Regions from separate parts of the Homo sapiens genome. Here regions 1, 2, 3 and 4 are each linked to region 5. A link is a loop called in an ENCODE intact Hi-C map of the cell type or tissue named here. Cell type or tissue: GM12878. All regions are shown on one strand. Region 1 overlaps SMARCAL1 (SNF2 related chromatin remodeling annealing helicase 1). Region 2 has its middle 21 kb from the start of MREG. Region 3 overlaps XRCC5 (X-ray repair cross complementing 5). Region 4 has its middle 6.0 kb from the start of LINC01963. Region 5 overlaps IGFBP2 (insulin like growth factor binding protein 2).

Region 1 (5,000 bases), 250 kb before region 5:
CTCATAAGCCTCTGGCCAAACCAAAGAGTTCCCAAGAGACACCAGCTCATTCCTCTGGACAGCCTCCCAGGGATGCTAAGTTAGAGGCCAAGACAGCAAAAGCCTCCCCTTCGGGGCAGAACATTTCTTACATCCATTCTAGCTCAGAGAGTGTAACGCCCAGGACAGAAGGAAGACTCCAGCAGAAGTCAGGGTCCTCAGTCCAAAAAGGAGTGAACTCTCAGAAGGGAAAGTGCGTAAGGAACGGCGATCGTTTCCAGGTGTTGATTGGGTACAATGCGGAACTCATTGCAGTGTTTAAGACCCTGCCCAGCAAGAATTATGGTAATGTCTTCATTTTTCAGCTGTTTTTTTTTTTTTTTCTTATTTTTGGAGTCTCTTTTAATCTAACAGTTTCTCATAAATATTAAGAGAGTGCATTGGCACATGCTGTCCATCCAGTTGTTAAAAATTTTTCAATTTTAGCTTGTTTCCCTTCATAATAGTCATTCCCTTAAACAGCTGCCAAACTTGATGGTTGTCACGTGGCCATCTGGAGAACAGTTGAATGTTACTGAGAAGACGCTTCCTCTGCCAGGTGCTTTATATGCATTGTAGCACTTAAGCTGAACAGCAGTTTTTTTGAAATAAGTAGATGTTATTTTAGTTTTTAAGGTGATGGAACTGGCCCAGCAAGATTAAGTGACAGGCCCAGTTTCATTGGTCTGGAAAGGCAGCGTCAGGATGTGACTAGCTCAATTACAGGCCAGAGCCATTACTCCTCATACTGCTTTGCCTGACCACACTACGACCTGGAGAACTTGGATTCTAGTCCTAACTCTGCCCTCAGTCCTCTTAGGTGAAGTTCATAACTTCCCAGGGCCTGAGTTGGATTCCACTACATGGAATAAAAGAATTATCTATATTTACTATTTGTCCTCTACAGAGATTTTTATAGATCAGTGGGGGCTTGCTGGTCAGCTGTTTTGAACTTGGCGTCCTTCATTCATTCATTTAGAAGACAAGCTTGTGTTGAGTGCCTAAGTACAAATTGTCAACAGTCATCAGTCCTCTGTTTTGTTTCAGATCCTGACACCAAGACGTGGAACTTCAGCATGAATGACTATAGTGCCCTGAGTAAGTAGACACATGGTTGTCTCATGGAGGGTGGCACTGGTGCTGAAAATCTTTAGAGTATCACATGTAGTCCAGCTTATGGAGTGCATGGCTTTACAGGTGGTGAAAGCTTTCAGGGCACCCCCCCCAACACTCCTTCCCACTCTGTCTAGCCTAATGAGGCAGCTCTGTGGGTGAAGGCCGTTAGTAGTATTAACAAAAGCTAGCATTAAATGATGCTTGCTTTGCATTAGGCTATTCTAAGCCCCTTATGCTAACTTTTATTCCTTATAATGACTTTTTTACAGATGGGGAAACTGAGGCCCAGGGACGATGAGTCAGTAACACAGGGTCACATAGCCAATAAGTTGTACAACTGGGATTCAAACCCTGACAGTCTGACTTCAGACTACACGTTCCCACCAGACTATGCTGGCCCCAGCAGTGACAGGCAGCTCAGGCAGCCTGCCAGCCCCTGCTCCCAGGAAGGTAACAGTTCAGCAAACAGCACAGATCCTCAGAGTACTCTCTGTGCAGCTAACTACTCAAAAATGCAAGGAGGGGGCATTGGCCAGGCAAGTTCCAGCTAATGCAGTGTCTGGTCATAGTCAGCACCTGGTTACGTCCCTCTGTCTTCTGAGAAAACTGTCATACACTAAAGTTTTTGTCACTTGATCCTGGTACATGGAGCTTGCACACCTGTGTCAAAGCGTCAGCCCTGTGTGTTTTCATCTTCCATTTATTTTACTCTTCTCCCCCAGCTGCCATTTCTACACCGTCTCTTCCTCCCCCTAGCTTAAGAAAGGAAAAGATAAGGATGTATGCTTAGGTCACTTTGCAGATTTGGGGTATGAGGTAGGATTATCTGGAGGCACCAGTACAGTTTCTGGGAAAGGTGGTTTGGGCCAGTGATGGGACAGCTCCCTGCAGAATTTCCTGGTTTTCTCCTTGGCCTCCAATTCTTGAAATGTGTACATTAGGCGATATCTTTCTTTGGTAGCTGCTAGTGTTGTTAGTTTGCGAGGGCTGCCGTGACAAAGTACCACTGACTGGGTGGCTTAAACAATACAAATTTATTTTTTACAGTCCTGGAGGCTGGAAGCCTGAGATTGGTAGGGTTGGTTTCTTCAGAGGCCTCTCTCCATGCCCTGCAGGTGGCTGTCTTCTCTCTGTGTCCTTGTTTGGATTTTCCTTTGTGTGTGCAAATCCCTAGGGTCTCTCCCTTTTCTTAGAAGAACACCAGTCATTGGATTATCGCCCACCTTGGTGACCTCATTTAACTTATTAACCTCTTTAAAGGCCCTATCTCCATATACAATCACATTCTGAGGTCCTGGGCTGTGTGTTTAACATGAATTTTGGAGGGACACAATTCAACCCATAACGCTGCTGCTGCTAGCTCCGTCTAGTGAGGGCTCATTTTTTAATCGATTTATTTGGTGTTGGAACGGGGAGACCCAAGGCTCTGGATAAAGATTGCAGATTTTGACACCTGGTATTCTCATTGCTGGTGATCTTAAACCAGTGGTTTCCCCTGTTGCGGTTGTTTTGTCTTTTTACTCTTGTTCTGACCACGGTGCATGGTGACTTAGATGACTTCTGCTTTTGCAGATTCATTTAGGTTTTTTGTGTGATATCGTTACTTTTTTTTTGAGACAGAGTCTCACTCTGTCGCCCAGGCTGGAGTGCAGTGGTGCGATCTTGGCTCCCTGCAACCTCTGGCTTCCGGGTTCAAGTGATTCTCCTGCCTCAGCCTCCTGAGTAGCTGGGATTTCAGGCGTGTACCATGCCTGGCTAATTTTTATATTTTTAGTAGAGATGGGGCTTCCTCCATGTTGGCCAGGCTGGTCTTGAACCCCTGACCTCAGGTGATCTACCTGCCTCAGCCTCTAAAACTGTTGGGATTATAGATGTGAGACACTGTGCCCGACTATCATTGCTTTGTGTAATGCTCCACATGTTTTGAAAACCATGTTTATTGGATACAAAATTCTCCATATATACTTCTCAATGAAGCTCATAGAAGAGAAAAAAAATTCTCCATATAGCTTTCAGATGAATTTTTCTAATTGTTTGGCTCCTCTGCATCTTTACCAATGTGTTACACACTTGAGCTTTTGCCTGCTGAGATAAACCTTGAAATTCCTTGCCATAATTATGGATTTGTGAATTTCTCCTTGTATTTCTAAGTTTCAGATAGGTTCATGATTGTGTCTCATGATTGGCTTTTTATTGGTATAACATATAAAATTGTCTCTGTGTCAGTCTTTCTGTCATTTTGCTTTAGGTATATCTCTGGATTTGGCTTCATTAACCCTACCACATACTCACTGTAGAACATATTTTGACGTGTGAAGAAGAAAAACCATCCCCCGTAATCTCCCCACTCAACTAACCATTATTAACATTTTGGTTTCATTCCCTCCAGCCTTTTTTCTATGCGTTAAAATATAAAGTTTTATATATGCATATAATTTGTATTTTGCCCTTTTAATTTAATACTCCAGCATAAAGCATATTTACTTTACTGAATGTTAACAGTTAATTCTAAGTGATGAAAATGTGTCCATTATCATAATGGGCCATTTTGACCTTCAAGAAATGGTTTCGTGTTGTTGAACTACTTTTGTCTTTTCCAGAATTTTTAATACAAAATAAATTTTGATAGCTGTATAACATTCTGTCTTATGAATGTGTCATACATTGCTTAAATTGTTGTTGTTTATTTTTTCCTGCTTGATTTTAATTGGCTGCCAGTTTTTCCAGTTTTAAAGCTGTAGAGGAACACCTTCGTACCTAAGTTTTTGTCTGTATTTTCAACTGGTAGTTGGGATAGATTCCCAGAAGTTGAATCATTATTCTTAGAGCTCTTGCTATAATTGCCAAATTGTTTTCCAGCAGGTTTTATTCCCAACTAGCAATATGGATATCTAATTGTTTCTCATCCTGCAAGTTTGAGAAGTAAAAAAGTATCTTATTTTTCTGATTATTTGTGAAGGTGAACATTTCTTCAAATGTTTCTTAGTCTTTTTCCTCCTGTTTTGAATTGGCTACACTACCCTCTTCTTTTGTGGTCTTAGTACTTTTTTAAAGCATGGGTTCTTTTTATATTTCTTTACTCAGGGTTTTTTTCCTTTCACTCCAGTGTGTGTCTGTTGACAGCTTAGTGTTACACAGCTGAATTTGTTCATTATAAAATGCATCTGTAGTAGATGAAATAATGTTCAGAACTGTGTGTTTGTGACCTGGTGATCCTGGTCCTCACTCCTTTGTTCTCTGAGCAGTAGACAGAGTAGCGACCTAGGAGTGGGCTTAACTGGGTGATTTGTGGTGTGCTGACTTCAGTGGCTTCTCCGACACCGTGCCAGAAATTATCTAATAAGTTTATTCATCCTGGCGAGCTTCCTCTTCCCCTTGTTAATTTCTGAATTTTAAATGTTTTGATGTGAAAAATGTAGGGAGGCCAGGTATGGTGCCTGATGCCTGTAATACCAGCACTTCGGGAGGCTAAGGTGCGTAGATGGTTTGAGCTTAGGGATTTGATACCAGCCTGGGCAACATAGCGAAACCCTGACTCTACAAAAAATACGAAAACTAACCGCATGTGGTGGTGCACGCCTGTAGTCCCAGCTACTGGGGAGTCTGAGGTGGAGGATAACTTGAGCCAGGGAGGTTGAGGCTGCAGTGAGCCATGATCACGGCACTGCACTCCAGCCTAGGTGACAGAGCAAGACCCCGTCTCAAAAAAAAAAAAAAAAAAAGAAAAAAAAAAAAGAAAAACTTACGGAGATGGAAAGTTACATTCAGCAAATATTGAAATTCCCAAAGCCCCAACTAAAAAACACTTTCAAGTCTTCCTAATCTAACAGTGCCTTTTCTTGCCTTCCTGCCAAACCTAGTGCCTC
Region 2 (5,000 bases), 630 kb before region 5:
AAGAAAGAAGGAAAGAAAAGAAGGAAAGAAGGAAGAAAAGAAAGAAAGGAACAAGGAAGGAAGGAAGAAGAAAAGAAAGAAAGAAAGAAAGAAAGAAAGAAAGAAAGAAAGAAAGAGAAAGAAAGAAAGAAAGAAAGGGAAATGAAAAGAATTGGATAAAAGCATCCATTTACCCCAATTCCCCTAATGTCCATACCAGCCTACCTCCACTTCACAATCAATCCCATTGAAACTAATCCAGATTCAATGTCTCACAGCTAAATCTCGCAGCAAGTCTTACCTACCTGAGGACTTTATCTTCCTCCTCATCTTTTACTATAAACTCTAATTGAACCTCTCTACTTCTCCGTATTTTTGTATTTCTTAAATCATCAAGGATTTTTAAAAGGCTTCAGTAAAACCAGAAATAGGCTGTTCCTCTCTTCTTGGTTCATCTGAGAACAGGAAGCCAGACATCTAACAAAATAGCCTTTGATAGACAGCTTTTCATGCAGAAGGTAAAATTACAGGGTAAGAAATTCTAACTTACATCTACTGTGAATCACTTACAGAAATGACTCTTTTTCTTCAAATCCTTGCTATTTAAGTCCATGATAATCATTTGCATTTGAAAAAGCTGACTCTGTTGAGTCATACTTAGAACTACAAACTCTGACTAAACTTGTAACTCAGTCCAGAGAAATGAAAACAAAAGCCAAATGGTCCAAAATATGCAAGAGAAACAAGGAATATTGTTTTTACTTTGCTGATTTGTTTGAGTTTTTTTCCAAATTTACCAACTGGATATAATTTCCCCACTCAAAGCATATGAACTCAGGTACAACAATGCTATAGAATAATTGGATGACATTGTCCATTTCTTGCAACCCTCCGTTGACCCAGTTGGCTTATGCTAGAGCTGACTAACTGGTAATGCTAACCCAGCATGGGAGGCTGACCAGGGGTACAGGGGTCTTCCTAGGGCCTGCAGAGCAGAATCCAGGTCAGAAGGCAATAGCTTTACACCATCAAACATATATTCTATTTGGGACCTGGTCTTCCACTCTCTCTGCCACACTCATGAACCACCATAAACTACAGGAGGCTCAGTGCAAACTCCCTCCTGTTTCTCCCCAGTAAATTTTATATGTAGTCAGCTCACTCTTCCCCATGTTACCCCCATCCAAATAATTCATTTTGGGCTCAATAATTGCTAGTTTTGATGTAGCATACCTTTCTTGAATACGGTTTAGAATCTTCCTGCTGGTTGGTCTTATTTCAATAGATGCCTTCTTTGCTGAAATGAAATCCTTGTAAACAAGGAGTGCAGAAGAAATACCAAAGCAAAAAACTAAAGCTCAAGTTGAAGCTTTGCAACCAGGTCTTGAATCCTAAGAAGGCACTGCTCAGACGGGCTGGTGTTCCACAACCAACCACAATTATTTGAATACAAATAATTCATTCATAATTCATGAGGCCATTTTCATTTTACACATTTTAAACCTTTACACCTTTTAGTTGGGGAACTTCTAAACTTACCCAAGATTGAGAGACTAGTAGAATTAACCATATAATGTATAATATAGCTGCAGACAGATAATGTATAATGTATCTGCCACCCAGCTTAGACAATTATTACCATGTTGCCAATCTCATTTCACCAACCCCCCTTCCTCCATTTTTTTAAGTTGGAATATTTTAAAGTAAATCCTAGAAATCAACATTTCTTAAATAAAAAATAATAACAACTGCCATGCCATTATCACGTTGAATAAAATGACCAGTAATTTTGCATACAAATTCCTCCGCTGTCTCAATGCCTTCACAAGAGCGAGTAAGTGGTAGAAGCTGGGATTCGAACCCAAGCAGTTGGACTCCAGTGCACTCTAAAATCTGTACTTCATGGAAAGAGAGAATCCAACAAGAGCCCTGAAGGAACTGGCAGAAAAGGGCAAAATAAGCAGAGAGAAACAGGATGCCAGGAAGCAGCAAGCAGAAAGGTCAGTAACCTCAGCAAAGGGTGGCCTCAGTCAAGAAGGGGATTTCAAGATATTTCCTATTGCGGAACTGAAGACCTCAAGGAGAACAAGTCTGAAGGCTGCAGACAAGAACAGGTGGTGGGCCTACCTATCTTGGAGTGGGGAGGAGACCTCTGTAAGGCAATGTGAATGCTGATGGCATCAGGACTTGGCAAATCTTAAGACTCTGACTCCCACCAGGCAGAACGCAGGACTGCCTCTCACTAGACTGAGCCACGGCTGCTTGAAAGCTGAAACTAACCCACAGAGGGCCTTGGTTACCATACAAATCAGAAATAGTGTTGTCCAGGATAAGATCCAAAATAGCCTAGAGATTTGGCTGTCTTAAAACATGGGCTCAGTAATCGCTAGTTTTGACGTAGCATACCTTTCCTGAATATGGTTTAGAATCTTCCCGCTGGTTGATCTTATTTCAATAGATGGCTCCTTTGCTGAAATGAAATCCTTGTAAACAAGGAGTGCAGAAGAAATACCAAAGGAAGAAACTAAAGCTCAAGTTGAAGCTTTGCAAGCAGGTCTTGCATCCTAAGAAGCCACTGCCCAGACAGGCTGGTGTTCCAAAACTAACCACAAGGTGGCACTGCTTTGAGCCAAGCCCCAGGTCATGTTAAAAAATGAATGAGATCAATGGTGAAGTTTTACAGTTGCAGAATAGCCAAATGGCAGCCATGAAAAGAAACCCCTTAGACCTCCTGCTACAGGAAACAAAATTGATTGGCTGTGGGTCCCAGCTGCTGCCCCTCTCCATCCATCACTGCCTTCCCCTCGGGCTGCTCCTGGCCTGTGACAAGCACAGCCCTGCTGTCCATCTAGGCTATTCCCTTGGGACAAGGGTGGTTCCCATGGGTGACTTTGCCTTGAGGACTTCCCATCTGCCTGGCCCTCTCTTTCTTGGACTGTACTGCAGTCTGTGATATTTTTTTTTCCTACCCAATTCCCTTCCTCCTCTCTCTCCTTCACAGTTGTCAGAACTTCATTATAGCTCTATTCAGGAGTGGCCCCGTGATGGTGGAGATGGAAAATCTTTCTAATGGGCAGCGTGTGAGAGTGCAACTGGTATCTACAATGGAATGAAAAGTGGCCCGAGATGAGAATATATACAGTGGCCAGGAAACAAGGTCTGGGGTAGAGGATTACGGATGAGCCCAGGGGAGTGGGCGCTCCAGGGGAGTGTCATTTCCGCCTCCCACGTTAATGTCCCCAGAATGCAATCCTCATGGAAGAGGTGTAGAACAACCAAGCAGTCAAGAAAACTCAGCCAGTTGATAGCTGGACTTCATCACCGGCCAGCCCAGAACTGGTGTGACAGGCACAGTGATGGAGGCAGGCTGTAGACGGCCCATTAGCATGGACTCCCTGTTAACCAAGGTCAACGGAGCTGTCACTGCCCCTGCATGTCCAACCTTCCTGCAACACAGATCATTGCTGAGCCCTGAAGTGGCATTGCTCTTTAAGGAGACCAATGGGCCACAGGACGGCCAGTCGACAAGTGGCAGGCTCCAGATGTAATTGCTCCTCTGTTCTGAGAAAATGGATCTGGGTCCTCTAAGTTGTTCCCCTGAGCCAGCGGGCTCTGAAGCTTTGTTGGGAGAGGGTGATGGAGAGACATTGGAGGAGGAAGAGGGTTTTGCTTCCTGACCCGTGCAGTGCAGACTGCTTCACAGGAGTGCTAAGGAGCACCAGCTTCCCAGCACCTCCCTCAGGGGGTTTTGCATCAGAGGCCTCTGGTAGGACACTTCTCTGTACAGTTTTCCCCAGGATGCCAGAGGGCAGGTTTCTAGCAAGTTCCACCAGCAGAGCACCACAGTGACTTCTCTGCCCTCCACTGATTCACAGCCATGCCCTCCCTACTCAATCTGGGTGTCAGCCCCAGGGGTGCTATGGAGGGCTCTTCTTTTTTTTTTTTTTTTCGAGACAGGGTCTTACTCTGTCACCTAGGCTGGAGTGCAATGGTGCAATCTTGGCTCACTGCAATCTCCGCCCTCAGGTTCAAGTGATTCTCCTGCCTTAGCTTCACTAGTAGCTGGGACTACAGACGCCCGCCACCAGGCCGGCTAATTTTTTGTATTTTTCATAGAGACGGGGTTTCACCATGTTGGCCAGGCTGGTCTCAAACTCCTGATCTCAGATGATCTGCCCACCTCAGCCTCCCAAAGTGCCGGGATTCCAGGCATGAGTCACTGCGCCCAGCCAAGGTTCTTCTTTGAGCTCTCAGTCTTAGTCCTAGTGGTGCAGGCTACTCCTGATATCTGCTATTCTCATGTTCAAGTTCTTTTTACTTCCTACTAGCCAGTCCTTCACTACTCCAATCTGCTGTGATAATCACTCTTCACTTTTAACTTGCCCTGTTCAAATTGCTGTGTGGTTTCTGCGTCACTCCTCATAGTGACAGATACCTCTTCCAGGCAAGAGTTTGTCTTTCCTGCCTGCAGGGACTCAGACACCATGACTATCTGGGGGCTATAGAAAGCCTGAACCATAGGCATGGAATCCCATGGGGCATAGCATCCAATCAGGTGACTCACCTCCCAGTGAAGGAGACGAAAGAGTGAGCCCCTGGTTGTGGAACCACTGTGTATCCACACCCCGCACCATCCATAGGCAGCCAGCCTCATAGAGGGCTTGAACAACCAAGACCCAGCTGAAGGGCCAGGATGGAGTGCTTGCTGTCTTCAAAGATGCATGTCCCCAGTAGGTTTGGGACCATGTCTGGGATCCGGTAGATGAAACTGGGAGTGGCCCTGCATTCCATCATTCCCAATGATCTGCTGCAGGATTTAAGGAGAATAGCAGCACTGGAAATCCTGGTGCCAAAGAGGGAGGCTCTTGCCAGGGGACATAAGGTCCCAGTGAGCTACAAACTATGACTGATGCTGGAACTGATCTCTGAACTCCCTTTGTCCAGGCACCAGCAGGAGGAGAGAGAGTTACTTTTACACTGTAGAGAATCCACATGACCCACTGAGCGCCTGCTGGTATTCC
Region 3 (5,000 bases), 550 kb before region 5:
TTAACAGTGAGATTAAGTGACATTCCCAAGGACTCAGAACTAATGGGTAGGAGAGATGGGACTAGATCCCAGGTCTCCCGATTGCTATTATCTTTTTTCACCAGAAGACCCTTCTTTTCTCTTCTTGAATTCACTACACTGTTGATACAGACCAACATATTTAGGCGATGAAGTAAGATAGGTGTGGGGAATGTGGTGCAAAAGACATTTCACGTTGTTGATTGATTTTATAATTCACACTGAAATTGTGAGTTGCCATCAATCCAGGTCTCTTCCAGCTTGTGTTCAGGTAAAATTTGGAAGCCAGGTATAAATAACTTTACATGTATTCCTTTTAGGTTATGTTTCTCTTATTTTCTTAGTCTCCTACATACGTGATTGCTATGTAATGGCTTGTGCCTTAGCTTATGTGATTCCGTCTGTCACTTACTTGTTCACATGATTGACTCCTACTCATTAAGACTCACCCAAGGAAATCCACATTCAGGAAGCCTTTTCTGCCCCTTCACCGCTCTGGTATCCCCTCCACCAGTCTTGAGTGGATGCTCCTCCTGTGTCTCTCAGTGCCCAGTGCATACTTCTATCATGGAACATTGTTCTGGTATTATTTGTTATCTGTCTGTGTCCTCTACTAGAATAGATTTGGTGTCTTTATTTTAGATCATCAGTTTACAAACTGACTCAAATTGTCAGGGTATACCTCTTAGCATATATATAGATTCTAGCAGTCACTTCTTGTGACAAAAATGCTTCATAACAAATTATGCCCCGAATCAGTGACTTACAGTGAAAGCATCTGTTCTCATGTTTGTAGGTCTGCAGGTCAGCTGCAGTTTGTCTGATGTATATTGGGCATAAATGGGTTTAACTCTGGCCTGCAGGTTGGCATCATATGTACTCATCATGGGTTTATTCTGGGGCTTAGGCCAAAGAAGTGGCAGCTATCTGGAGCATGTTCCTCTCCTGGTAGAAACTTCTGTAGCTTTTAGAAAGTATCAGGACTATTTAAGGGTTTTCCATAGTGAAAATTTATATGTCTTACACACATTCTTATGTAGAACACATCCCTTTTTCACACCTTTCCTAAATACTGATACAGGTTCATGAATACAATAAGCAAGGGACATTCTTACAGTCTTTTCTTACGACTTATTTTCTCAAACACTCTTTGGAACTTTGTTTCCAGGCAGCTGTTGTGCTGTGTATGGACGTGGGCTTTACCATGAGTAACTCCATTCCTGGTATAGAATCCCCATTTGAACAAGCAAAGAAGGTGATAACCATGTTTGTACAGCGACAGGTAAGTTTCAGATTGACACTGAGCTTGTAACCCATGTTTGAACTGCTTGTTGCCTCTACCTACTAATGCAAGATACCAGCCTCCTTATAGTGTCCAGCCCCTCTGTTTGGGGGGATTCTGGGGAGTTTCCTTACATGTACTCACATACAACTTCACCTACCACTAGAGTCTGATATTTTTTCTTCCCTCGTTTTGGCCCCTTCACTAGATATTACAGTTTTTATCGGAAACAAGAGGCAGTAAAAAGTAATGTTTAAAAGCACAATCTCTAGAGACAGATGGCTTGGGTTTGTATCCTTGCTCTGCCATGTCATTTACTAACCTTCTGATGTTGAACAAGTCCCTCAACTTGTTTGTGACTAGTTCAGTTATCTTTTGCTGTGTAATAAACTACCCCAAAATGTAGTGTCTCAAGTAACATTTTAAAAATTCATCATTCATGGTTCTGTGGGATGACTGGGTTGCTCAGTTGGGTGATTCTCTATTGAGGCCTCTTACGCAGTTGCAATCAGATGGCAGCTGGGGCTGGAGTCACCCAAAGGCTCAACTGGACCAGATGTCCAAAATGGCTCACTCACATGGCTGGAAGACGATGCTTTCTAGTGGCTGTGAGCTCAGTTGGGGCTGTCCGTTAGAATCTCTACATGTGGTTTCTGTATAGTTTCAATTTTCACATGAAGCAGCTGGTTCTAAGGAGTATCCCAAGAATGGGTTTTCTATGAGACCCTGCCTATGTGGCTTCTTAAGACCTATTTTTAGAAGCCCCAGAAAGTCATTTCTGTTTTCTGTTAGTCAAGCAAGACACTAAGGTTAGGTCACATTTAAGGGAGGAGAATTAGACTCCCTCTCTTGATAAAAAGAGTAGCCTGCAAATACAAGGAGAGAAAGAACGGATGGTGGCTATCTTGGAGGTTAGCTACTACAGTGCCTCAGTGTCCCATGTGTAAAATGAGAATAATGATACCTGTCACATAGGGTAGTTTTGAAGAATAAAAGAATTAATGTAGATAAAGTGCTTAGAATAGTGCTTGGAATATTGTAAACACTATGTAAGCATCAGCTGTTTTTATTTCTGCCCCTTCTACTTGGTATGACTGCCACTTTTGCTAAGTCCATGAGTTCCTGCTTCTTTCATTGTCTACTGCTGCTCCTCCTGGACACTTCTGTTTCTTCTGTGTGTTTACACTTCCGTTGGGCACTAGTACTTCCCACCTGTCATTCTAGATTTTTAAAAATCTTGATGACCTGGAGTCCTTGAGGTGTTGTGTCAAGGAAGGTGCTCTAACCCTGTTCTTGGTTATAGTTGTGTTGGTGGAATTCAAGTAGTGTGGCTGTCCCCTGGTATGCTGTTAGAGAAGGTAAGTAGACATGAGCAGGGCAGGAGAGAGGGCCCCCGAGAATGTTGGGCATTTGTGAAGCCATGGTTAGGCAATTAGAAATCCGTCCCTCTGAAGTGATGAGCAGGGCAAGGGAGGGGCCCCAAAGCTGTCAGGTTATCATCGAGGGGAAGACAGGCGGGCATAAAACTATCACTGTAAGGTAATAAGTGGCCATGATTGGTGTCAGGAATTACAGGAATCTTAACAGACAGAAAACACCTGGAGTTAGCAAGCTATAATCCTTAAGGTTTCGAGCATGCGCAGTAAAAGAGCAAGATGGTGAACTTTAACTGGTATAAAAGCTGCCTCTGGGGGCGCTCGACCAATAATGCCGAGTTGCCGCTACTGAGCATGCGCATGACTAGTAACCACACTACGCATGCGGCCCCCTCTTAAGCAGTAGCAGGGCTAGTGCGCATGCGTTGATTAATTCGGGCTGCTCAAGGGAGGAACAAAGGAGACTGGAAGCCCGGGAAAAGATGGCGCCGGTGGTTGGGGGGCGGGGCGGTCTAAAAACTAAACAAAGAAGGGCGCAGGGCACTTGATTTTTCACGTGGCCCTCTTGGTTCTCTTCCAAGTGTACTCTGCTTTCTCCAGTAAACTCTCACTTTGCTTAAAATAAATTTTTCCTCCTGCTTTAAACCTTGCTTATGTCTGTCGTTTCAATTGTTTACTTCGAGAAGACCAAGAACCGAGATTACTGCGGAGTCGCCACTCCGGAGTTTCTCTGGATAACTGCCGACTTACACCCCAGTAACAAGAGTATAGGTGTTTTTTTGTTTGTTTGTTTTTGTTGTAGAGAGAAAGAGTCAGAATCAGGAAGTCAGAATCAGGAACTTAGTGCCAGTCCCATACTACATTCAGAATTTCCTCCCCTCCCATGACTGAGATTTTGTCTAGGGCAAGATTACCTTGCCTTAAGATGGATGCTTGTCTAGGCGGCAGATACCTGCCCAGCCAGTATGCTACGCATGCTTGAATCCAGCAGCAGGCACCCAGACACCGTTAGTCCATGTACAACTGGGAATTGTTGTGTTGTTTACAGACTAAAGGATTAAACAGACCCTACAAAAATGAAGAATGACAGAATTCCATTATCTCTCCATACAGCACTCTTCCCCATCAATGTAAAAAGGCTTATGTTAATAATTAGACAGGACTGTCTTTTGTGTCAGATACTATTTTTTGTTTTTATATTTCATTATGAAATATTTCATAAAATAGGCAAATATGGAGAATATACAGGTAACCAATTTTCCCATTGTCTTATGCTGTAAATCCTAATGTTTCATATTTGTTTGATTTTTTTTTTAATAAAGTGTTACAGATAAACCTGGAGGCCCTTCCTTACCCTTTTTTTCTCTTCTCCTTTTCTCAGGATTTTGGTAGTTATTACCATGTATATTTTATACTTGGACATAAGTATATATTCATAAATACTTAGTATTGTATAAAGCTGTCAAAAGTGTAAATGGTTTTATATGCTACATGTAATTCTGCAGCATATCTTTTATCAACTTATTTTAGATCTATTCATGTTGATACGTGTTGCACAAATTTATTCATTTTTACTGGAGTATGATATTTCGTTGTATAAATATTCTGCAATGTATTTTTGCATTCTCCTGTTTGATAGTTTGCTTCCAGTTTTTGCCCTATCATAAACAGTGCTGAAGTGTAAACTTCCTATCTGTACATAATTTTTCTAGGGTATACTGTATATGCCTGCCCCTGAAATTGCTGGGATATAGGCTATCCTGCACTTTTTTTTTTAACCTCTGGAAAATTTAAACCTTAGACATTCCATAAAGACATACTAAAATCTTTTCACATTACCCATTTTTGGTTCTCTCATTGAGAATTAGAGTTTGATTTCGCTGGAAATCATCAAGAACACTTACTACCCTCCTATTTCCACACCTCAACTTCTGCTGAAATGAAGGGTGAGACTTATGGTCAATGAAAAACATCTGTTCAGAACCTAAGAATTGTCATTGTCTGTAAGTCTCATGTTTCATCCCGCCCAATACTATATGGCCCCAGGGACCTGCCATAGGGAGGTCTGGTTGTCCTGCTCCCTGAAGGTTAGGTATTTTATTGCTTCCAGATTGTTCTAATATGGTTTTCAGCCATCTGACATTTTTTTCTAGGTGTTTGCTGAGAACAAGGATGAGATTGCTTTAGTCCTGTTTGGTACAGATGGCACTGACAATCCCCTTTCTGGTGGGGATCAGTATCAGAACATCACAGTGCACAGACATCTGATGCTACCAGATTTTGATTTGCTGGAGGACATTGAAAGCAAAATCCAACCAGGTTCT
Region 4 (5,000 bases), 440 kb before region 5:
CCACAAGCAGGTATGTGCCTACTCATTCTCTGACATGTGTCCTAGGTTTCTTGACTGTAAAATTCCGCTTAATAAATAATGTATTGAGCACCTGCTATATCCAGAGCTCTGCTGGGCACTCTGGAAGATTAGAGTTTGAAGAACACACATTCGTTGTCCTCCAGAAGTTCATGGTCCAGTAGGGAGAGAAGGTCACAAACAGCCAGAATCTACAAGATGAGAGGGGCTATAAAAGAGAGCTGAGAAGAGTTTCAGAGCCACTGAGAAGATACTCATTTTAGTCTTGGTAACGGGAAGCTTTCTGGAGTTGGTGGCATTTAAGATGAACCACAAATGGAGCAGGAATTTAATGAAGAGGAAAGGACCAGGACGTTCAAATAGAGGACACAGCAGAGTTCAGACCAGATGCAGGAAAGGGTAAGTGGTTTGGTTTGCTGTGAGGTCAGGTGCATGATGGAAAATGGTGAGCAGTTAGATGACAAAGATAGGTTAGGGCAGTTATGGTGGGAGAAACCCTGTTTTTGAAGAAAGATACAGTCAGATGGGCACTTCAGCAGCATTATTCTGACAGCAATGTGCAAATAGGATGGAGAGGCACTGAAGAGGCAGGATGCAAGGAGAACAATTCAGACGCAGTTGACATCGCTTGGGAGAGAATGAGGTACTATCCAGGACAGCCCCAAGAGAGTGGAGAGCCCTGTCCTGAGATTCTTGGGAAAAGGTGCCCCAGTATCAACAGCATGTGCCCATAAGCTCCCTCAGCCCACTTGTCAGGCTGGGTCAGCTTGTCCCCCACCCCACCCCAGCTCTCTCCTCTCCTCTCAGAGCAAGCCACCTGCCCTACTCACTGCTCCACCATGATACACCTGTCCTGCCTCAGCCACGTCCCCCTCTGACCATTTCCCCCTTTTCAGGAAAGTGCTTGCAGTTTGCTACCTCCCATTCTTTGCAGCCTCCTTCCGCAAAGCTCTCACCTTGTGTCATCTTTGCCTGTGTGCCCTATGGAGAAGGAAAACAAAGTAAGCGCTGTCTTCCCAGGGCTGCAGGCGTGCTGGCCCCCACCTTCATGCACTCAAGGAGCACTGACTGAGCATCCTGCAACTCTGTCCTGTCCCCAGAAGCCATGCTTTGTGAGAAGTGGGGTAAGCATCACAGAAGCTGGCCACTGGCAGGCGCATGCAGGGCTTCAGACCTGCTCCTGATGTAATCTTTGCTGCACATTCACCTCACCTGAGGACCTGTGGAAACTAGCACCCAGGTCACAGGCCCTGCTAATTAAATCAGAATGTAGGAGCCAGGCAACAATAAATAGCGCTGAAATATCCCCAGCTGATTCCAGTGTACAGCCAAGTTTAGGAACCGTGTCCTGGTGTTTCCCTCCTACTCTTGCTAATATGTAGCTCTACATATCTGTGTGGAGTGAGACTGGCAGAAAGGCTGTCTGGATGCTCCTTCCTGTATAGCTTGGAGGCAAATGGACTCTATACAGCTCAGGGCTCGAGGGGACAAGTCAGAAGGTCTTCCTTTAGTCTCCCTTGAACTTGACCTCTTTAGCCATCTCTTGGTGTGAGTCAGTGTCCTACAGGGATGGCCCCAATGTCCTGCCTGGCCTCTCCTCTCTTAGCTATACTTGTGCCATACTCCTGCAGCCAGACTCCTCCTCTTTTGCCTCTGAGTCATTTCCTCTTTCCTTCATGGTACCAAAAAGCACAATCACCTATCAGAAGCACAAAAGCCTAACTAGAATATGCACATGAGTTAATTCAAGGTCCTACTTAATCCAAGACTTCTCCATCTTTATTCCTATGATTATGAGTCTCATGTGACAAGCCCAGCCAGATGAGGAATGCTGCACCTCACTTTCTTCCTGGTGATAACATGGTGAAATCATGCTAACTTCAATAAGGGGTAATATTGGGGATACAGAAAAAGAGGACTGGCTAACATGATAGTACAAAAGGTCATTTCTAGGAGGTCCCAAAGACTGCAAAGCTCCCTTCACTCATTGTTCTAAAAATGCACCTATCTCATTCCCATAGCTCAAGGCTGTGATCCTTGTTAAAATGGAGATGCTCCTTGGCCACGTTTGGGGGCTAATGCCTGTAATCCCAGCACTTTGGGAGGCCAAGGCAGGCAGATTGCTTGAGCCCAGAAGTTTGAGACCAGCCTTGGCAACACAGCAAAACCCATCTCTACAAAAAATAGAAAAATTAACCAGGCATGTGGGGTGTGCACCTGTAGTCCCAGCTACTCAGGAGGCTGAGGTGGGAGCATCATCACTTGAGCCCTGGAGGTCAAGGCTGCTATGAGCTGAGATTGCACCACTGCACTCCAGCCTGGTCAACAGGGGGAGATGCTGTCTTAGAAAAGGAGAAGATGCGATGCTCCTAATAAGAGTAATAGTTTAACTGTAATCAGCTATTTATATCTTGGGGTGAATGATGGATCCGGATTAAGTTTTGTTTCAAGAGTAGTAGAAGAGCATGGGGACTGAGACAGTCAGAAGAGGTGATATAGAAACAGACACAGAATTTGTTTGACCAAAGGCAAACCTGACAGCTTTTCTGGGTTGTGAGGGCACAGTAAAGTACCTAATCATTTCCTGTGACTTCATTCCAGTGAGACATCCACGTTGGAACTCACTGTGATGTGCCAGGAGCTGTGGGCTGCACAAAAAAGAAGTGTGGTGCCTCTCCTGTGTGTTTCCAGAGGTGGCAGGGTTTATTCCCAGAGTCTGAGTCCTTCTTTCCCCTCTGTGTTCTCACTACAGAGATAAGCAAACCATGATCATAGCCAGTTGGGGACCAAAACCACAACCTTATTTATGGCCAGGAAATCCCCTAGCTTTTCCCCAAATGCAGGGCTTCTGGTTCTATGGGCTGAAGATCTCTGCTTGGGCCTGAGGCCTTACCTAGCAGCTTTGCAGCTCATTAGCAGAACACAGAGAGTGATGGGAACATCGCTATATTAAGACTGTGATGGTTAATTATATATCCATAATTATTGACTGGGTTAAGTGATGTCCGGATAGCTATAAAACCTTCTCAGAGTAACTGTGAGGGTGTGTCTGGAAGAGATGAGCATTTGTATCAGTAGTAATGAAGATTTACCCTCACCCATGTGGGTGGCCATCATCCAATCTGTTGAGAGCCTGGACAGAACAAAAGGCAGAGGAAGGGTGAATTTGTTCTCCCTCTTGGAGCTGAGGCATCCATCTTCTGCCCTCAGACATTGGCACTCCTGGTTCTCAGGCTTTCAGATAATTACACCACTGGCTTTCCTGGTTCTCCAACTTGCAGATAGCATATCATGGGTCTTCTCAGCCTCCATAATCATGTGAGCCAGTTCCTATTTTATATATATATATATCCTATTTCTGGGGAAACCTGACAAATACAAGGATGTAAAATGATGAGTTTGCTGTGCTTGAGCACAAGAGTCAAGAAAACAGAGTGAAACCCTCTTTTGAATCCCAATACTCCCCACTCCTGGGAGGAGTAGAAAGCCCTAAGAGGATGATCCTCCTGCTCCACTTAGAGGATTTGAGGATCCGATTCCCACCAATCTGTCTCTGCTTCATTAGGGTGGGCTTGCCTGGGGAAGAGACTGCAAGAAATATAAAGGAGAGTAAGGAGGCCAGGTATGGTGGTGATTTGGGCTCTTCTTCGGTTCCATATTAATTTTAGAAATGGTTTTTCTATTTCTGTGAAAAATGGCATCCCTATAATCCCAGCACTTTGGGAAGCCAAGGTAGGCGGATTGCTTGAGCCCAGGAGTTGGAGACCAGCCTGGACAACATGGCGAAATCCTGTCTCTACGATAATAATAATAATACGAAAATGAGCTGCACAATGGTGGTGCACAGTTGTAGTCCCAACTACCCAGGAGGCTGAGATGGGAGGATTGATTGAGCCCAGGAGGTCGAGACTGCAGTGAGCTGTGACCGTTCCACTGCACTCCAGCCTGGGCAACAGAGTGAGGCTCTGTCTTAAAAACAAACAAGCAAACAAAAAAAGGAGAGTAAGGCAATGAGACTGAGACTGACTCACATAGACCTTGCTCTCTGGCATTGGTCATTCTAGAATCCAACAGAAATAATGGCCTGGATGATGCTCCAATTAATTGCTTTCTGACCCTGAGATGGCACCCCCATCGCCAGTCAAAGTTTTAATTAATCATGCCAGCAGATGGGCTGTCATGGGCCCCAGCAGCCTGATAATGAACTCATTTATTATCAGCTCTGTCAGTGGGAGGTTGTCCAGGCTTCTGGGAAAAGAAGAGACTCCTGATGCCAGAGCCCAGGATATGTGCAGTTTGGGAAAATCTCTGGAAATACCTTGACTTTATACCTTTCATTGGTCCTTAAGAAAGGAGGGAAGGTGTGGAAAAAGATTGTGGCTCAGGCTGGAAGAAGAGGTCTTGATATCACAGTTTCTTAGATGGTGCTAGAGATAGCCTGGCTCTCTGGTACCCCTGGCACCCACCTGACTCATGAAGTTAGGGTAACACATGGCATGTATTCTTTTTTTTTTTTTTGAGATGGAGTCTCGCTCTGTCCCCCAGGCTGGAGTGTAATGGCACAGTCTCGGCTCACAGCAACATCCGCCTCCTGGGTTCAAGCAATTCTCTGCCCTAGCCTCCTGAGTAGCTGGGATTACAGGTGCTCGCCACCACACCCGGCTAGTTTTTTTGTATTTTTAGTAGAGATGGGGTTTCACCGCCTTGGCCAGGATGGTCTCGAACTCCTGACCTCGTGATCCACCCACCTAGGCCTCCCAAAGTGCTAGGATTACAAGTGTGAGCCACCGCGCCCAGCCCATGCCATGTGTTCTTTTTTTTTTTTTTTTTTTTTTTTTTTTATTTTTTATTTTTATTGATCATTCTTGGGTGTTTCTCGCAGAGGGGGATTTGGCAGGGTCATAGGACAATAGTGGAGGGAAGGTCAGCAGATAAACAAGTGAACAAAGGTCTCCGGTTTTCCTAGGCAGAGGACCCTGCGG
Region 5 (5,000 bases):
GGGGACCCCGAGTGTCATCTCTTCTACAATGAGCAGCAGGAGGCTCGCGGGGTGCACACCCAGCGGATGCAGTAGACCGCAGCCAGCCGGTGCCTGGCGCCCCTGCCCCCCGCCCCTCTCCAAACACCGGCAGAAAACGGAGAGTGCTTGGGTGGTGGGTGCTGGAGGATTTTCCAGTTCTGACACACGTATTTATATTTGGAAAGAGACCAGCACCGAGCTCGGCACCTCCCCGGCCTCTCTCTTCCCAGCTGCAGATGCCACACCTGCTCCTTCTTGCTTTCCCCGGGGGAGGAAGGGGGTTGTGGTCGGGGAGCTGGGGTACAGGTTTGGGGAGGGGGAAGAGAAATTTTTATTTTTGAACCCCTGTGTCCCTTTTGCATAAGATTAAAGGAAGGAAAAGTAAAGTGTGTGTCTTTTGCCTGAGTCTTTGGGGTCTTCCAGGGAGAGATGCAGAGCCTGGCCTAGGTTGGCCTACCCGCCATCATCCAGCTTTGCCCCTGGCTCCTAGGAAAATGGGAAAGGCCGTTTCCGTTTCCCATTCATGAAATGGCAATAAGAAGGAATGGGAACCTCCTGAATCCAGATCAAACCCTCCAGTGCAGCCCCAGGACTCCCAGGTGAGGCTTCTGCCCCCATGTGGCCCCTGCCTGGCGCTGTACAGGGGCAGGATGAGTCACGGGCTGGGGATGGGGAGATGTGGAGCGTGGGTCCGGCTTCCTCCCTCGCACATTCAGATAACACTGCAGTGGGAGATAAGGAACAGGAAACGTTGGGATTGGGGTTGTCTGGCCCCTGAAATAAAGGAGGCTCCCTCCTGCCCAGGGTGAGACATTTCCACTCAGCCCCCAAAGAAAGGGAGTAGGGCTGTGGTTAACTGGCTTATTCATAAGGATGACACCACTGAGAATTCAGATGCTGCTCTCTAAGGGGCCCAAGGGATTTGGTGTCCAGACCAGCAAATATCAATTGAAACAAAGGGCTATGAGTGTGTCAAGGTGTGCAGGCTGAGGGACTGTGGAAGGAGGCACAGAATGTGGCCTTTCTTAGCAGAGTTCCACATCAGAGCTCACCTACATCTGCCATTCTGTTCTGCTGGCCTCTCAACTCCAGTGAATTCCAGGGGGCTTATGCACCCCGACCCCTGCCTTTGCAATGGGCCATGGGGGGAGAAAGCTCACCATTTGAGGCCCACAGTCCCTGCCCCCCTAACCTTCCTCGGTACGTGGCCCAGGGCCTGGCCTCTCCTGTCACTCCCCTCTCCTGTGGCTGGAGTCTGATCCCTTCCCACAGAGGAGGGGCTCCCTAGGGGCCTGGCCCAATCCACTACCTTCCAGACCTTCCATCTGGTGAGTGTAGGGAGGCGGAGGGATGGCGGGCCCTTTACCAGGTGTGACATAAGTGTAGCTGGAATGCAAGACAGCTTTTGGAAATGGCACAAGATGAGCTTTCTTGGAGTGCAGGAAAACCAGATCCCCAAGAATAGATGGAGCCATGCCAGGAGGGTGTGTTCTAGGCTGCACCGGGCCAAGGCCAGCACTTGGCCACAGCCCCAAAAGTATTCATTCAGCGGATCCTTGTGCATCCGTGAAACAGGCACTATTGTTAGTTACACTTTACAGATGAGGAAAAGTGTAACTAGAAGTGCCCAAACTCTCCTGCCCTGGGTCTGGGGACCCCTAACTCCAGCGTGTGGCAGCCACCCACCCCTGAGTTATACTGGCCCCGTGGATGGAAGCAGGTGAGACGCTTGGAGAGGGCCTAGAGGGCTCTGGGCACTGGATGGACCTGGAGCTTGAAGCTCAGCAGTCCCTGCATGGGGTCTGATTGTCTTTCATTCGGCGCATGCGTGCTGCAGCTGGCCCTTCCCCCTGCCCTCTGAGTTGCTGCAAAGAGCAGTCAGCCCCGGGGCTGCTGTCCCCAGGTGGAGCTGCTATCCCTGGGTGGAGCAGCCCGTGCCTGCCCTCCTGGGAAGCCTGGTGTTTCTCAACCTCGGTGAACATTTGACTCGACGGCGGCACTTAAAACAAAAACTGATGCCAGTACCTCAGCTTCAGACATTCTGATGTAACTGGTTTGCCATGGAGCCCAGGCAGGGTCTTTTTCCTTTCTTAGGTTCCATGGTGATTGTGAACCAGGGAGGGATAAGGCAAGAAAAAGGCCGGAGTCAGGACACCTGGGCTTGGATCCTTTCCCACCACTTCGTTTTCCATTGCCTGGGGCTATGCTGTCCACCTTCTCTGAGCCTGTTTTCCTCATCTGTCTATTGGGGATGTTATCAGCCTCAAATAGCAGGGTGGTATTAGTGTGAGACTAGATGTGAAGGTGCTTTGAAAACTAGGACTGTATAAAACGGGAGGGGTTACTATGGGGCCATTGTTGGGTCAGGTGTTTGCCAGACCTCACGCCCCAGGGCTGCCACCTTGTCCATTCTTTGAACTTTTCCAGAGGGCTTCTGAGGATGCCACAATCTCCTTGCCCATTTCCCCTCCATTACCCTTAGTGCTCTTGTACCCAACCCTCTGAAGAGGTAGCTTTTATGGGTGAGTGGGTGAGCAGCACCTCCGCTGTGGCTCTAGCTGCAGGAACCACACTCACTGATGTGCAGTGCAACCTAGAAACCTTTGCCGAGAGGAAGCATCATTGCATCCACGTGGGAAGATGGCTGGCTGGGCAGGGATCTTGAAGATGTCAAGCACATCTCTCACCTGGAACTAACTGTGCCTCTTTGAACGTTAAGCAAACACCGGGGCTATACTGCCACTGTGTGGCAGCATGCAGAACTGCAGCTGAGCCTACATCGGGCCCTTGGAGAGTCTGTTGCATTGAAGAGGAGTGGTCCAGAAGGAGTCAGCTGGAGACGTTGTTACCACTGGCCCTATCCCAGATCCCCTGAGTTAGAAGCTCGGGGAGGGGCCTGGGAGTCTGCATTGAAACTTGCTTCCTGTGTGGTTCTTATGGAGGACTGGTTGACTTCATTTATAGGATCCAGGGCAAAATAAAAATATGGAGTCCCTTATTCAGAAATTATTAAGAATGTCAAGACAGAAATAGCAGAACATTAAACTAAGTGTCAGCCTTGTATGACTGCATGGGTCATGCCCACGGGGCTATCCCTCTTCTTATGCTCTCTACATTTGGACAGTCACCACTGTCATCCCTGAATCTGTTTGATGTGTCTTGAATACTAACTACATAATAAGATGTGGTGGTTAAAAGCGTAACCATGGAGGTGAGGTAGTCTTTGAACAGAATCAGACTCTTGAGTTATGTGCCTTTGGACATATTTCTAACCTCTGTGAATCTCATTTACTTCCTCTTTAAATATTGGGATAGTTTCTATCTTAAAAGACTTGCTTTGAGAATATAAAATCATTTCTGTCACACGGTAAGTGCTGCCTAAATGTAGCTCTCGGCCTTGCATGGTGGCTTACGCCTGTAATCCTGGCACTTTGGGAGGCCAAGGCGGGTGGATCAACCGAGGTCAGGAGTTCAAGACCAGCCTGGCCAACGTGGTGAAACCCCGTCTCTACTAAAAAATACAAAAATTAGCCGGACTCGGTGGCGGGTGCCTGTAATCCCAGCTACTTGGGAGGCTGAGGCAGGAGAATCACTTGAACCTGGGAGGTGGAGGTTGCAGTGAGCTGAGATTGCACGAGCCTGGGCAACAGAGTGAGACTCCGTCATAAAAAAAAGAAAAAAAAAATAGCTCTCACTATATCCCAGGCTCGGTATTAGGATGTCAGGCTATGAAGATGATGAAGATGAAGAAGATTACAGCCTTTGTCCTGAAGGGCTGAGATTCTTGTGGAAGGAAACAGCCCCGACACCCAAAGATGGCCCTCCATGGATGGCGGTACCCCTCCAGTAGGGGATGTTGGGCAAGTTAGGAGAAATAGTTAAGTCTGGTGTCAGGGAAGGTGTCTCAGAGAGGGTGAAGGCAGAGTTGGAAGGAAGAAGCTGAGATTGGGGAGAGGAGCGGGAGGATGTACGTGCCTCATGCATGCATGTATGTGCAGGTGCGGGTGTTGGGGGCTGGGGTTCAGACAGAGGGAGCAGCATGCGCAGAGACTTTATCTTATTTTTATGTCTGTATTTATTTATTTTTAGAGACAGTGTCTTACTCTGTTGCCCAGGCTAGAGTGCAGTGGCATGATCATAGCTCACTGCAGCTTTGAGCTCCTGGGATCAAGCAATCCTCCCACCTACCTCATCCTCCCAAGTAGCTAGGACTACAGGTGTGCACCACCATGCCTGGCTAATTTTTATTTTGTAGAGACAGCGATCTCACTATGTTGCCCAGGCTGGTCTTGAACTCCTGGACTCAAGTGATCCTCCCACTTTGGCCTCCTAAAATGCTGGGATTACAGGAGTGCATCACCATGCCTGGCCGGCAAAACCTTTAAGTCACGAGCTGGACAATGAGCCTGGACACCGGCGCATGGTTGGGGATACATGTGGTGAAGGGAGGCGGCAGGTGGAAGAGGAACGAGAGGAAGAGGAAGCCAGGGCACATCAGGAACGACTTGGGGTGTGTTGCTGAGGGATTTGAACTCTGGACCAAAAGTTAAGTACCAAGGAAAGAAGTTAGGCAGAGGATGGGCATGATTGGTTTGGTGTTTAGAAAGTGAACTGGGCCAGGCACAGTGGGTCATGCCTATAATCCCAGCACTTTGGGAGGCCAAGACGGGTGGATCACCTGAGGTCAGGAGTTCAAGACCAGCCTGACCAACATGGTGGAACCCCATCTCTACTAAAATTACAAAATTAGCTGGGCATGGGGGCGCTCGCCTGTAATCCCAGCTACTCTGGAGGCTGAGGCAGGAGAATTGCTTGAACCCGGGAAGCGGAAGTTGCTGTGAACTGAGATTGCACCATGGCATCCCAGCGCAAAACTCCATCTCAAAAACAAAACAAAACAAAACAAAAAAACATGAACTGCAACTGTGATGTCCAGCGTGGAGGACAATACATGGTGTGGGATTGGGTGGAACATCCCT

The links. Peaks named below come from ENCODE experiments on the same cell type or tissue, not always from the same donor. Only the 100,000 strongest peaks of a DNase experiment are listed, where the experiment ranks them.
Region 1: it touches region 5 in a loop (2.3-fold over the local background); 8 of 110 quality-filtered maps call a loop at or near these places.
Region 2: it touches region 5 in a loop (5-fold over the local background); 22 of 110 quality-filtered maps call a loop at or near these places.
Region 3: it touches region 5 in a loop (4-fold over the local background); 7 of 110 quality-filtered maps call a loop at or near these places.
Region 4: a loop joins it to region 5, with 10 times the contacts of the local background. A loop is called at or near these places in 10 of 110 quality-filtered maps.

Annotation. Positions count from the first base shown.
Region 1 is chr2:216,415,192-216,420,191 of GRCh38, forward strand. SMARCAL1 (SNF2 related chromatin remodeling annealing helicase 1) reads left to right here. Exons shown (of 18, transcript NM_014140.4): 3 at 1-324; 4 at 1,066-1,116. Among named protein-coding and RNA genes, the nearest start is that of SMARCAL1-AS1, 5.2 kb to the left of the region's middle. RefSeq lists an enhancer at 2,563-2,622. In GM12878, a CTCF peak has its summit at 2,248 (motif pointing right); a DNase peak (open chromatin) is centred at 2,700; H3K27ac peaks cover 1,358 bases.
Region 2 is chr2:216,031,577-216,036,576 of GRCh38, forward strand. It overlaps a transcript of MREG not described here and a transcript of PECR not described here. Among named protein-coding and RNA genes, the nearest start is that of MREG, 21 kb to the left of the region's middle. RefSeq lists an enhancer at 679-908. In GM12878, a CTCF peak has its summit at 2,585 (motif pointing right); DNase peaks (open chromatin) are centred at 565, 2,032 and 2,615; H3K4me3 peaks cover 971 bases; H3K27ac peaks cover 3,071 bases.
Region 3 is chr2:216,111,830-216,116,829 of GRCh38, forward strand. It overlaps XRCC5 (X-ray repair cross complementing 5), which reads left to right. Exons shown (of 21, transcript NM_021141.4): 2 at 1,187-1,300; 3 at 4,830-5,000. Among named protein-coding and RNA genes, the nearest start is that of XRCC5, 5.0 kb to the left of the region's middle. RefSeq lists enhancers at 2,390-2,459, 2,877-3,171, 2,897-3,191, 3,075-4,007, 3,350-3,399. In GM12878, a CTCF peak has its summit at 2,997; DNase peaks (open chromatin) are centred at 1,962 and 3,032; H3K4me3 peaks cover 3,510 bases; H3K27ac peaks cover 3,881 bases.
Region 4 is chr2:216,220,388-216,225,387 of GRCh38, forward strand. No RefSeq gene overlaps it. Among named protein-coding and RNA genes, the nearest start is that of LINC01963, 6.0 kb to the left of the region's middle. RefSeq lists an enhancer at 2,725-2,934. In GM12878, a CTCF peak has its summit at 2,331; DNase peaks (open chromatin) are centred at 2,584 and 2,634; H3K27ac peaks cover 2,084 bases.
Region 5 is chr2:216,664,030-216,669,029 of GRCh38, forward strand. IGFBP2 (insulin like growth factor binding protein 2) reads left to right here. Exons shown (of 4, transcript NM_000597.3): 4 at 1-407. The coding sequence ends at 75. Among named protein-coding and RNA genes, the nearest start is that of IGFBP-AS1, 28 kb to the right of the region's middle. In GM12878, CTCF peaks have their summits at 627 (motif pointing left) and 2,761; a DNase peak (open chromatin) is centred at 2,742.